Regions from separate parts of the Homo sapiens genome. Here all the other regions are linked to region 2. A link is a contact called in ENCODE Hi-C or POLR2A ChIA-PET data. All regions are on one chromosome and are shown on one strand. The core of a region is the stretch at or near the end of the contact, and the rest is flanking DNA. Distances in the headings are between cores, read along the strand shown.

Region 1 (4,390 bases), core at 931-3,430, 170 kb before region 2:
AGGGAAAGGCGCTTGAACAACAGACACAAGAGCTGGTCTAATAATTCATGTAGCACCTTCTGTTTCCTTCGTTGAAATTTTACTCTGAAGGTGACTCAGAGTCAATTAAATTGGTGTGCAATGAGTTCATCTCTAAACTGATTCTTTTCTTTGGTGAAATGAAGCTTATTAAACTTAATAAAGGTAATTAAACTTGAAAAAGATGAGCTTATATGTCTCTTACTACTCCAAGAAAGACTGAACTCAGCTGGTTACTCATGGATAGTTCAATAAGACAAATCAAATCAATTGGAAAGGAACGAGATGGGTAAAAAAAAAAAAGCCATTAAATGAATCTGCTCAATAAGCACTCCTTTACCATGCTAATAAAAATAATGTAACCCAGTTCTGTAAAAAGGTTCTAGTACTTTGAAACTCAAGTTCAAAACAAAATAAAATGCAAACTTCGCTTCACCTAACACCTCCCACAACATTCTAGCTACCCAACTGGGTGAATATTGTAATTGCCCACAACCCCGAATTCACTTTTTCCCTCCAGTATGATAAAACAGATTGATTCCCTTTTAAAGCAATACCCTTTCTTCTCTCCCATCTTGTCGGTATCAGAGATAATGGATAGGTGAGAAAAAATTAAAGAAGCTTCTGGATTCATTGTAATGGGGACCTAACCATCACACTATGCAGCAGCAAATGGGATGGTCTGGAAAGCAGACCAGAACCTTGTCTGGTAACTTTGCTTCTAATGTCTGTCTGTGTTTCCTAAACTGAGGCCTAACTCTTGACTTTTTGACAGTGGTGCTCATAAGAAAGTTTGGGGCTGGGCACGGTCACTCATGCCTGTAATGTCAGCACTTTGGGAGGCTAATGCAGGAGGATCACTTGAGTCTAGGAGTTCAAGACCAGCTTGAACAACATAGGGAGACCCTGTCTGTATTAAAAAAAAAAATTAGCCAGACGTGATGGTGCAGGCCTGTAGTCCCAGCTACTTAGGAGGCTGAGGCTGCAGTGAACTGGGATCATACCCCTTCAAGAACACATGTGAATGGTGGGGCCTCTCAGCTTTCTCTGATTTGGCAACCCAGAAGAAATATGTGCTTTCTCTTTGAAGATTCACAGGATCCTAGCACTTGGAAACCTAGGCCACTGTCCAGAGCAGAAGGTCACACAATTTCTCAGAGTGACTTTTGTTCATTTCAGGGTGTTGACACCGGGCCCAACACTTGAAAATTGCTTGAGATGATAAATTGCTTGAGGTGATCAAAGAATATATCAGCTCTTCAAAGCTGACCTCATTCTTGGTGCAACTCTCAGGGCCAGAATGTGTGCTTCCCGAAGCTCATTTTCCTATCTGATTTGCCTGTTGAAACTCTGTGAAAGACCCTTGAATGCTAGGAATTTGAAGGGACAAAAAGTTGAAGAAAGGTGAATGGATTTCAGGGTGGAAGTGGACTGGATTTTACTCTCACTTCATCAGGCAGAGCTATCTCAGTGATAAATTGAAACTCTCCTCTGGCTCCAAAGAACAAATCATGAGCTGGGTGGAAATGTCAGTTGAGAAGAAGAGCAGCAAACAGCTTTGTTTTCCTATAGTTGTGGTTTTACATGGTGATGATGACACACGAAGATGAAAATGTGCAGCATGAACTCCAGTTGTTATCTGAGTGAGCATCTCTGCCAACACTGAAGGATATGTGTGGGTGTCACCTGAAAACAAAGAGAAAGACAGAGAGAGAAAAAGAAGAAAAGGAGGCCCTGTTTCGGAAAGAAGAGCCAGTTAATCAAAGATCAGCAGTGACAAGTGGCGCTGTTTATTTCATGAGCTTTATATGTGATTTCCTTCCCCTTGCTAATCTCGTCTGAATTTATTCTCTGGACTAAATATATTTGCATCTGGTGACTGAGGAAGGGGTGGAAAAGGTGACCTTGAATGGGCATCGGGGTAGTTACCATAGTTATTTAGTCATTTCTTCAGTCTCTTGGGCACACACTTAGCTTCCCAAATGGAGGTTTCTGCTAACTTTTGAGAACCTGTGACATATTACACAGGGAAGACAAACTTCAGGTGGTTGTTGGGGACCCTCTTTTATCCCCAACCCTATGCAATGCTTGTTTCATTTGCTTTATGTTTCTCCTTCCTCTCTTCTACTTCATTCATTCTAGAACTAGTTAATGGGCACCTGCCCAGCACTAAGATGTGGGCTAGGTACAGGGATGTGGCAGTGTGCAGCACAGATATTACCTCCACACTTCCGAAGTGTAGAGTGTCTGCTTTGTATATTACTTCAGTTTTTTTTTTCTTTTCCTGCCCCCTATATCCTGCTTCTAGGGGTAACCACTTAGTCTTGATTTTGGGACTTAGATCTTAATGTGGCTACTTGATAGCCTTTGTTGGTTTGCCTGAAATTCATTTCTTTGACATGTTCCTATTTAACATCTCTAACTCTTTCAATGTCATAGATCAGGAATCAGCAAATTTTTTTCTGTTAAGGGCCAGATAGTAAATATTTTAGGCTTTGTGACTATACTGTCTCTTATAGATAATAAGTTTTGCCACTGTAGTGTGAAAGCAGCCATAAACAATATATAAACAAATAAGCATGGCTGCATTCCAATAAACCTTTATTTATGGATATTGATATGTGAAGTTCGTGTGATTTTCATGTCATGCAATATTACTTTTCCTTTGTTTTTTTCCCCCAACCATTTATAGATGGAAAATCCATTTTTAGTTCATGGGCTGTACAAAGGCAGGTAGTGGGCTGGACATGGCTTATGGGCTACGGTTTGCTGATCCTTGACTTAGATCTAAGCTGCAACCTTAGCTATAGGCTTATTTTTGAGTTCCAGCCACCTTCTACATTTTTAGGGCCAGAAGGAATTGGTTTGAATGTGTGTAAAGGCTTCTTGGGAGTGCTGAGAGTCAAGCATCTCTTTTGAAAGAAGGACATGGATCAATAAAGAAGAAGGAAGAGCTTTCATCTAAGGAAAGCCATTTGAGGTAGAAGAAATGGGAAGTTATAAGCAAAGGGAATGAGAAGCTGTTTCAGGAAGACAGAGTCTTCTGTATATTATTATTATTAATTTTGACAGAGTCTTGCTCTGTCACCCAGGCTGGAGTACAGTAGCATGATCTCAGCTCACTACATCCTCTGCCTCTCGGGGTCAAGCGATTCTCATGCCTCAGTCTCCTCAGTAGCTGGGATGATAGGCACACGCCACCACTCCCGGCTAATTTTTTTATTTTTTATTTTTATTTTTAGTAGAGATGGGGTTTCACCATGTTGGCGAGGCTGGTCTCGAACGCCTGGCCTCAAGTGATCCACCCACCACGGCCTCCCAAAGTGTTGGGATTACAGGCATGAGCCACTGTGCCTGGCCTATATTATTGATGAAAGCCTAAACATCTTGGGAGCTCTTGTTACTCTTTTCTCAAGTCCTTTCTACTCTTTTCCCTCTTTTCTAGGCATCACATCCTTGTAATCTCCAAGGAAACAAATTTCTTTCTTTCTTTTTTTTTTTTTTGAGATGGAGTCTCGATCTATCGCCCAGGCTGGAGTGCAGTGGCACTATCTCCGCTCACTGCAAGCTCTGCCTCCTGGTTCATGCCATTCTCCTGCCTCAGCCTCCCGAGTAGATGGGACTACAGGCATCCGCCACCCACCACCACGCCTGGCTAATTTTTTGTATTTTTAGTAGAGACAGGGTTTCACCATGTTAGCCAGGATGGTCTCGATCTCCTGACCTCGTGATCCGCCCACCTTGGCCTCCCAAAGTGCTGGGATTATAGGCATGAGCCACCGCGCCCGGCCAGGAAACAAATGCACAGAAGGAAGGGGGCAGAAAATGGTCTGTGTCCAATGTGATGAACAGGCTTGACTTCCCTGCTAATTCTTCCCTATGTAGTACATCCAAATCCAACTCTGGGTGGGTAGAGATCAGAAGCAGCTGTCTCAGAATTGGCCTCCTACTTTCTACCTATCTCATGTTTCCAGTCTGCATTTGGCTGCCATTTATGAGTGGCCAAGAGTAACCCCTCATGAATCTACATTAAGGCTCAGCATTTCACAAGTAGCTGATGAAATCAGTATTACTCAGATCAGAAAGGCACCGACCTAACCCTTACCATCCCTTGCCCCCATTCCTCACTCCAGTCTTGTTATACCCAAGGTACAAATCGTTCCTGGAAGCAGCCCAGCATATGGGGGCACCCTAAGCCACACACCCAGTCACACCATCTGGGCAATTTAAAAATAGGGCCAAATGGAGCATTTAGACTGGTCTGTCCAGCCAAGATCAGGAAATTGCCTCTAAAAGGTCAGATGATTAAGATTATTGTACCAACAGTCTAGGATGTCAGTAATGAAAAAAAGCTTCTGGCAGAATGAATTTT
Region 2 (4,640 bases), core at 402-2,901:
CTGAATAGGAAAGGTCACCCTCACCAGTGCAGATGGGTGTCATTCAATCCATTGAGGGCCTGAGGAGAACAAGGAAAGGCAAATTTGCTCTCTCTGAGCTGGGGCATCTATGTTCTTCTGCCCTTAGACATCAGTGCTCCTGGTTCTTGGGCCTTTGTACTTAGACTGGGACTTATATCATTGGTTCCCCTGGTCCTCAGGCCTCCAGATTTGAACTGGTACTATACCATCAGCTCTCCTGGTTGTCCAGCTTACAGATGGCATACTGAGATTTTGCAGACTTCATAACTGTGTGAGCCAATTCCTATTATAAATCTCCTTTTGTATATCTACATATATCCTATTGGTTTTTTTTCTCCAGGGATCCCTAACTAACACACCCAGGGTTGGTCCTATGTGGTATGAAGGCAGTGCTGTGTTGATATATGTAAGTGTGTGTATAGATATGTTTTTAATAACATTATTATCTGCATGCGTAATTTTGTGTCTTCCTTTCTAAAGTTTTCACCTTATACTTCCTTTTCTTGTGTTGTATGAACCAGAACTTCTAGAGTAATGTTGAATAACAGAGAATGATAGTTGGATTCCTAGCCTTGTTCCTGATTTTAAGGTGAACATGCCCAGAGTTTTAATGTTCAATGTAATGCTTACTTTTGATTTCTGTTAATAATCCAGGATTTAAATGACACACCCATAACAATAAAGTATACTAAGAACTTTTATTAGAAATGGCTATTGAATTTCATAAAATGTCTATTAATTAGTCAAAATTAATTCATTTCTATTTATTATAACTTTTGCATAAATTTCATAACTTTTTATATGTACATATACTTACACACGTGCATAGTTTTTGCAGATGCATAAATGTGTGATGTATGTACTTTTTACATCCTTATCCCACCTTCTCCCATATCCCAGATTAACAACCTTAAATGTATCCTTCTGTACTTTTCTGATAATAACGTATTTCTTTATATATGTATATTGTATGCACACTTTTGCATTTTGCTTTTCTCCTTTAACAATATTTCGTGGAAATATCTCCAAGTTAAACAGATGTTACATTTTGGTCCTGCCCTGCTATTTATTAACTGTATGTCCTTGAGTAGGGTAAGTAAGTTTTCTGGCACAAGTTTTTCTACTTAAGAGGACAACTATTCCTTTCTCCCAGGACTACTGTGAGAACCAAATGATATCATATATATAAAGCACTAAACATGGAACCTGGCAAATCGTAGGCTCTAAGCAAGTGTTACCCAATCTCATATCCAGTACAGGGAGGGCAAACCTTTGTCCTTTCCCATTTGGCAGTTATGGCCTCTGGGCTGAAGATTTGTAACTCTGCCAATGCCTGAGCACCTGTGGAGGGTCTGGAAGGATCCCTGGGTGTTGGTTTGGTTCAGAGCAACAGTGGTGGAGCCCCATGACCTGGTTTTGAAACCATGCATCATCACTTCCTAGCACGGACAACTTTCTAAACCTCTCTGTGCTTCCGCTTCCTCATTTGTAAAATGGGAATAAGAGTACCTGTCTGTTACTCCTATTGTGGGTGTAATGAAATCATCCATGTGACACACTTGGAGCAGTGCCTGATACATTGAAAGCCCTCAATGAGTATAAGTGAGTGAAGTGACAGGGCACAAGATTTGAAATCAATTGGCCGAGCGCCACCATTTTCTGGCTGTTGGACTTTGAGCAAGTTATTATTGCCATCAAAAGTAATTGCAAAAACCACAATTACTTTTGCACCGACATCACACAAGCTGACTAGATCCCAGTCTTCATCTGTGAAATGGGGCTAATCCCCACTTTCAAGCACTCCTTTGAGAGCAAATGAAGGTTATGAATGAAGGTGGTGCTCAGAGCAGGCTGCTTCCCTGCCAGGGTTATAGTCCAGCCAATGGACTGAATGTGCTTGGCTGTCCTAGGACTGTACCCAGCCTTCATAATTCTCTCAATTCCAAACACAGGCCTGCCAACGAACGTTTAGAACCCAAGTTCACTGTGAATTGGGACATGCCTGCATCTCATCTGTCCATTCTCTTCAGGTGCTGGGGTCATGCTTTGCTCTCAGCAGGCATTACCACTTCATTTTGTTTCTTTCCTGTAAAGGGGAATACATATTTTATTTAAAAGTTACTCATCTTGCTCTCTGGGGCATGGACCTATTGCTAGTTCAGTAGGCTTTGTAGGATGACTGTGATGTGTGTTTACAGTTAGAGGAAGTGGGAATGGGACCAAGATGAGGACGATGTATATGAATTTCAGCTGACTTTCTTGCCCTCTGCAGGCTATTGCAATCCTCCAAGGACATCAGTTTCCTTTTCAAATCTCTGCATGGAAACTCTCTCACTTCCTTCCTTCTAAAGCAAAGCTATACACACACACACACACACACACGCACACACACACGCACACACACACACGATAAAAATAAAAATGCAGCTTTCCAGGCAGGCATCTCCTTCAATGCAAACACAAAATCCTCTCAAGAGAACAATTCATGGGGCAGACATCATCACATCAGACAATTTGTCCATCTCTTCTTGCTGAGACTTACTTGCTACTGTTGGCAGTACGGTAATTCAGTACGTTTGCTCTAAGCCTGTGCATAAAACTGTTTAAAAAATTTAAAAAAAAACCTTGTCCCTTACACTGCATTGCACGCATGCCTATGGGGCCAGTTCATGATTTATTTTTATTTTTTTTCAGAAAAGAAACAAAAGCATTTGCACAGCTGTGGGTTTGGGGAATTAAGTATGATTCAGCAGTACCCTCTCCTGGCCTCTTTGGGAACTGTAGAAAGCTCTGAGGTGAAGGAATCTTGGGATTTCAGAGGAGGAAACCCGTAGAAATAATTGGTTTCTTTTCTTTGTAATCCATAATAATATGAGATATCGCACTCCCACCTTATTCAAGGATGTTTAGTTTCATGAAACATTTCTCCATATTTCAGTAAATTGTAATAATCCTGTTACTTTTTATAAAATTTTTTGGCAACCCAAGTGAACAAATAACCGCATTTCTGTGCATGGTCTCCGGAGTCATTGGAATATTCCATCCGGGCCACACTTCTGCCTGTATCCATTTAGGTGGCACAATTCCAAGAAGTGGTGCCCAGTTCTGCTCTTTTATTGAAGAAGATTCTGTCATTCATTGACTGGAGTGAGTATCGATGAACAGAACAAGTTCTGTGTTCAACCACAGGCAGTTCCATTTTGAATCATTTTTCCATGCTGTGGATACCAAGTATTTGTACTATGTGTAAAAGGAATTAAGCTGGCTAACTTCAAGGAGATCAAATGCTCTGTTTTCTCTATCAGACATTCTGAATAATTAAGTGTTATCTTATATCCCTTACATAAATGACCGAGCTTCCCATACCTGGAACCTAACCAATTTTGTAATTTGCACTAAGGTGATACTGTTTTCTTCCTTTGGTGTCTGAAAAGGCACATCAGGGTCATTATCAGTTTTTTAAGGAAAACTGATAATGTTTTGCTAAAATAGGCCGAAGTGCTGCTGATTGATGGAATCCCCAGAGCAGAGCACTGATTTTTCAAAATTAGTAAATAAAAACACTTAAGCAGTTGGGCCAATTGGAGAGCACGTGCATATGATGGAAAAATAGGGAGTCAAATAAATGGATTCCAGCCTCTGCCACGTGCTACTTTTTAAGCCTTAGATTTCTTTTTTCTTTTTCTTTTTTTTTTTTTTTTTGAGACTGAGTCTCACTCTGTCGCCCATGCTGGAATGCAGTGGCCCGATCTTGGCTCACTGTAACCTCCACCTCCCGGATTCAAGCGATTCTCCTGCCTCAGCCTCCTGAGTAGCTGGGATTACAGGCACTCACCACCACACCCGGCTAATTTTTGTATTTTTAGTAGAGACGGGGGTTCCACCATGTTGGCCAGGCTGGTCTCGAACTCTTGACCTCAGGTGATCCATCCGCCTTGGCCTCCCAAAGTGCTGGGATTACAGGCGTGAGCCACCGTGCCCGGCCAAGCCTTAGATTTCTTATCTGTAAAATGGAACCGCTATGAGGATTAAATGAGACAATGTGTGTTAAATTCTTAGCACAGTGTATAGAAGCTTACTTAATAAACATCAGTTCTCCCACTCTGTGTCATGCAGGAAAAGAGAGAAAAGTTGAAACAGTTTACAGTTGATAAAGCTTGAGTTGTGGAATTTGAATTAACTCAGCAGTCCCCAACCTTTTTGGCACCAGGGACCGGTTTCATGGAAGACAAATTTTCCACGAATGTAAGGGGTTGGAGGAGGGATAGTTTTAGGAAGAAACTGTTCTGCCTCAGATCATCAAGCACTGGATTCTCATAAGGAGCGCACAACCTAGATTCCTCGCACGTGCAGTTCACAATAGGGTTCCTGCTCCTATGGGATCTAATGCCGCTGCTGATCTGACAGGAGGCGGAGCTCAAGGCAGCTCACCTCCTGGTGTGTGCCCGGTTCCTAATAGGCCTCAGACTGGTACCTGGGGTTGGGGTCCCCTGAATTAACTGATAATGTAACTTTTAAAAGTGTAGTGGTGCCGGGCGCGGTGGCTCACGCCTGTAATCCCAGCACTTTGGGAGGCCGAGGCGGGCGGATCACGAGGTCAGGAAATCGAGACCATCCTG
Region 3 (4,631 bases), core at 1,637-4,136, 150 kb before region 2:
TGGGTATGGAAGTGTTTCCTCTTCTTCTATTTTTTGGAATAGTTTAAGTAGGATTCGTATTAGTTCTTGTTTAAATGTTTGATAAAATTCAGCAATGAAGCCATTCGGTCCTGGGCTTTTCTTTGCTGGGAGATTTTTTATTATGACTTCAATCTCATTACTTCTTATTGGTCTATTCAGGTTCCGGATTTCTTCATGGTTCAATCTTGGTAGGTTGTATGTATCTAGGAATTTATTCATTTATTCTAGTTTTCCCAATTTATTGGCCTATAGTTGCTCATAGTAGTCTCTAATGATCCTTTGAATTTCTGCAGTATCAGTTGTAATGTCTCCTTTTTCATCTCTGATTATATTTATTTGGGTCTTCTCTCTTTTCTTCTTAGTATCACTAAAGATTTGTCAATTTTGTTTATCTTTTCAAAAAACCAACTATTCATTTCAGTTATCTTTTGTATTTTATTTTTGTTTTAATTACATTTGTGTCTGCTCTGATCTTTATTATTTCTTTTTTTCAGCTAATTTTGGGTTTGGTGTGCTCTTACTTTTCTAGTTCTTTAACATGTATTATTAGGTTGTTTATTTGAAGTGTTTCCTTTTCTTTTCTTTTCTTTTTTTTTAGACAGAGTCTTGCTCTGTCGCCCAGGCTGGAGTGCAGTGGCTGATCTCGGCTCACTGCAAGCTCTGCCTCCTGGGTTCATGCCATTCTCCTGCCTCAGCCTCTCGAGTAGCTAGGACTACAGCCACCACGCCCAGCTAATTTTTTTTGTTTTTTGTATTTTTAGTAGAGACAGGGTTTCACTGTGTTAGCCAGGATGGTCTCGATCTCCTGACCTTGTGATCTGCCCACCTTGGCCTCCCAAAGTGCCAGGATTACAGGCATGAGCCACCGTGCATGGCCACAATGTTGTAATATTCTGTGTACTTACTATTACCAGTGAGTTTTGTACCTTCAGATGATTTTTTATTGCACATTAATGTTCTTTTCTTTCAGATTAAAAACTCCCTTTAGCATTTCTTATAGGACAGTTCTGATGTTGATGAAGTCCCTCAGCTTTTGTTTGTCTGGAAAAGTCTTTATTTCTCCACCATGTTTGAAGGATATTTCCACCAGATATACTATTCTAGGATAAAAGTTTTTTTCTTTCAGCATTTTAAATATGTCATGCCACTCTATCCTGGCCTGTATGTTTTACACTGAAGAGTCTGCTGCCAGACATATTGAAGCTCCATTATATGCAATTTATTTCTTGCTGCTTTTGGGATACTTTCTTTATCCTTGACCTTTGGGAGTTTGATTATTAAATGTCTTGAAATAGTCTCATTTGGGTTAAATCTGCTTGGTGTTCTATAATCCTCTTGTACTTGAATATTGATATATTTCTCTAGGTTTGGAAAGTTCTCTTTTTTTTTTATCCCTTTGAATAAATTTTCTACTCCAATCTCTATCTCTATCTCTTCTTTAAGGCCAATAACTCTTAGATTTGCCCTTCCAAAGCTGTTTTCTAGATCTTGTAGGTGTGCTTCATTCTGTTTTCTCCTCTCACTGTGTATTTTCAAGTAGCCTATCTTCAAGCTCATGAATTCTTTCTTCTGCTTGATCAATTCTGCTGTTGAAAGACTGATGCATTCCTTAATATGTCAACTGTATTTTTCAGCTCCAGAATTTCTACTGGATTTTTTTTTTTTTTTGAGACGGAGTCTTGCTCTGTGGCCCCAGGCTGGAGTGCAGTGGCGCAATCTCGGCTCACTGCAAGCTTCGCCTCCCGGGTTCATGCCATTCTCCTGTCTCAGCCTCCTCAGTAGCTGGGATTACATGTGCCTGCCACCACGCCCAGCTAATTTTTTTGTATTTTTTAGTAGAGACGGGGTTTCACCATGTTAGCCAGGATGGTCTCGATCTCCTGACCTCGTGATCCACCCGCCTTGACCTCCCAAAGTGCTGGGATTACAGGCGTGAGCCACCACGCCTGGCCTGGATTTTTAAAAATTATTTCAATCTCCTTGTTAAATTTATCTGATAGGATTTTGAATTCCTTCTTTATGTTTTCATGAATTTCACTGAGCTTCCCCAAAACACATATTTTGAATTATCTATCTGAAAGGTCACATATTTCTGTCACTCCGGGATTGGTCCACTGGTGCCTGATTTAGTTGATTTGGAGTGGTCATGTTTTCTTGGATGGTCTTGATGCTTGTGGAAATTTATCATTGTTTGGGCATTGAGGAGTTCGGTATTTATTGTAGTTTTCACAGTCTGGGCTTGTTTGTACCTGTCCTTTTTGGGAAGGCTTTCCAAGTATTCAAAGAAAATTGAGTGTTGTGATTTAAATCTTTGATCACTATAACCATACCTGCATTAGCAGGCACCATAAGCCCAGTAATGCCGTGACTCTTGCAGATTCATACAGGTACCATCTTGGTGGCCTTAGATAAGATCCAGGAGAATCCCTAGATTACCAGGCAGAGATTCTTGTTCTCTTCCCTTACTTTCCCCTAAACAAATGAAGTCCCATTGTCCATGCTGAGCTTCCTGGAATTGGGGGAGGGGTGGCACAAGCACCGTTGTGGCCATCAGCACTGGGCTACACTGAGTCAGACTCAAAGTGTAGCACAGCACACTGAGTCTTACGCAAGGCCTGCAGTGACTACTGCCTGGCTACTGCAAATGTTCACTCAAGGCCAAGGGCTCTTCAGTCAGCAGGTGGTGAATCCATCCAGGCTTGTGTCTTTTTCTTCAGGGAGGTGAGCTTCCCCTGGCCCAGGGCAGGTCCAGAAATGCCATCGGGCAGCCAGGGCCTGGAGTCAGGAACCTGAGGAATGTACTTGGTGCTCTATCCTCCTGCAGCTGAGCTGACACCCAAGCCACAAGATAAAGTCTTTCCCACTCTTCCTTTTCCTTTCCTTATGCAGAAGGAGTTTCTCTCCCTGTCCACCACTGCCCTAGGCCCATGACAAATACTGTCAGGCTATGGCTGAAGTTCACACAAAGCCCAAGGGCTTTTCAGTCAGCTTGTGGTGAGTGCTGCCATGCTTGGGTCTCTCCTTTCAGGGCAGTGGGCTCCCCTCTAGCCTGGGGCAGGTCTAGAAATGCCTTCCAGGAACCAAGGCCTGGAATCTGGGACCCCAAGAGCCTGCTCAGTGCTCTACCCTACTGTAGCTGAGCTGGTCCCCAAGCTGCAAAACAAAGTCCCCTTTAATTTTCCCTCTCCTTTCCTCGAGCAGAAGGAGTCTCTCCCTGAGGCCACCACAGCTTGGAATGCACTGAGTCACAGCAGAAGCCAGCATGGCTCTGAGTCTCACCCAAGGCCTGTGGCAAGTACTGCCTGGCTACCACTGATATTTATTCAAGGCCAAAGGGCTCTTTAGTCAGCAGGTGATTAATCCTGCCAGGACTGGGTCCTTTCCTTCAAGGCAGCAGGTTCCCTTCTGGACCTAAATGTGTCTAGAAATGTTTTTCAGGAGCTAGTGCCTGGAATGGGGGCCTCAGGACTCTGCCTGGTGCCCTAACCTACTGTGGGTGAGTTGGTATCCAAGTTGCAAGAAAAGGTCCTCTTCACGCTCCCCACTCCTCTCCTCAAACAGAAGGAAGGAGCCTCTCCTGGAGCTGCGAGCTGTGCTGCCTTGGGCTGGGGAGGGGTGATGCAAACACTCTCTTGGCTGCTCTGGCTGGTGTCTCACTATGTCGCATGCCCCCCAAGTCCACTGGTTTCAAGCCACATGGCATCAGTAGTTGCTTAGGAATTACAGTCCTTGTGGCCTAGACTACCTTTCAAGTTTATTTAGGACCCCAGAGTACTTTAGCCTGAAGTGGTGGGGCTTGCTGGAACTCAGGTTCTGACCACTGGGATGGGCAATTCTCCTCTGGCTAGGGTTGGTCTAGATGCTCCCTCTGTGGGTTCTGGCTGAATTCTGCCCTGTGTTGCTTTCTGCTGTGGCAGGACAGTACTGAGTTCCAACGTAAAGTCCTGCAATCACTGCACTCTTTCTCCTCCAAGCACACACATTTTCTCTCTGCTGCTGCCAGGCTATGGGGGAGGGGTGATGTCAGTGATTCAAGACAGTCTTTATTACCTTCTTCAGTGTCCCTTTCCTTGATATGATGTTAAAACCATGCACTGTGAAGGAATGTGTATTTTTGAATCCATTCTCATGTTGAATCAATCCACAGAAAGATACACAAATCTAACGTCATTTCTGTTCAAACAAACAAAAAAATTCAGTTAGTTGTTGTGCATCTGTGATGTCAAACATCAACGAGACACTTGGATATAATGTTTGTGAATTTGTTTTCAGTCTTGAAAGCCTTCTGTGTAGAAGAGAGATAAGTGAGTTTCATTTTATGAGGCCCAGAGGTATAGAATAAAGACCAATGACTTGATTTCTCAGGAGAACCAAATTAAAACAGTTGAAGCTCCTCTCTGTTTCATTCCAAAATGGCAAGAGATGTATGTTGAAAGCAAGAATAAAGGGCTTTGGTTGGGCTCAAGAGGCGTCATCTGTTTAAAATATGGCAATAGTGCGTATTGTCCTCAAATTCCTTACCCCAGGTCAAAGTGTTAGGGAAAGAGGCCTGGTCTACTAATGGGTACATGGTTCCCAAAGGTATTCCCCTATCTAACATCAGGGCCTTG

Evidence for each region. Hi-C counts contacts between places; a loop is a spot of excess contacts on that map. ChIA-PET counts read pairs that join two places held with the same protein, here RNA polymerase II (POLR2A). Pooled maps may share reads with other maps.
Region 1: a pooled map shows a loop between it and region 2 (3-fold over the local background). The contact joins two enhancer-like sites. A Hi-C loop is called at or near these places in 2 of 168 maps with a recorded cell type or tissue (PC-3 and naive thymus-derived CD4-positive, alpha-beta T cell) and 7 of 50 pooled maps. POLR2A ChIA-PET finds 5 or more read pairs at or near these places in 9 of 52 experiments (CD4-positive, alpha-beta T cell, GM12878, activated CD4-positive, alpha-beta T cell and 5 more).
Region 3: a loop to region 2 is called in a map of K562, with 5 times the contacts of the local background. The contact joins two enhancer-like sites. A Hi-C loop is called at or near these places in 2 of 168 maps with a recorded cell type or tissue (K562 and PC-3) and 8 of 50 pooled maps. POLR2A ChIA-PET finds 5 or more read pairs at or near these places in 3 of 52 experiments (activated CD8-positive, alpha-beta T cell, activated CD8-positive, alpha-beta memory T cell and activated T-cell).

The regions. Positions count from the first base shown.
Region 1 is chr2:203,739,556-203,743,945 of GRCh38, forward strand. No RefSeq gene overlaps it. Among named protein-coding and RNA genes, the nearest start is that of CD28, 35 kb to the left of the region's middle. Within about 2 kb of position 2,181, at least 4 of the 41 ENCODE cell types and tissues checked have a DNase peak (open chromatin) inside an H3K27ac peak, as active enhancers do.
Region 2 is chr2:203,907,085-203,911,724 of GRCh38, forward strand. No RefSeq gene overlaps it. Among named protein-coding and RNA genes, the nearest start is that of ICOS, 27 kb to the right of the region's middle. Within about 2 kb of position 1,652, at least 10 of the 41 ENCODE cell types and tissues checked have a DNase peak (open chromatin) inside an H3K27ac peak, as active enhancers do.
Region 3 is chr2:203,756,550-203,761,180 of GRCh38, forward strand. No RefSeq gene overlaps it. Among named protein-coding and RNA genes, the nearest start is that of CD28, 52 kb to the left of the region's middle. Within about 2 kb of position 2,887, at least 3 of the 41 ENCODE cell types and tissues checked have a DNase peak (open chromatin) inside an H3K27ac peak, as active enhancers do.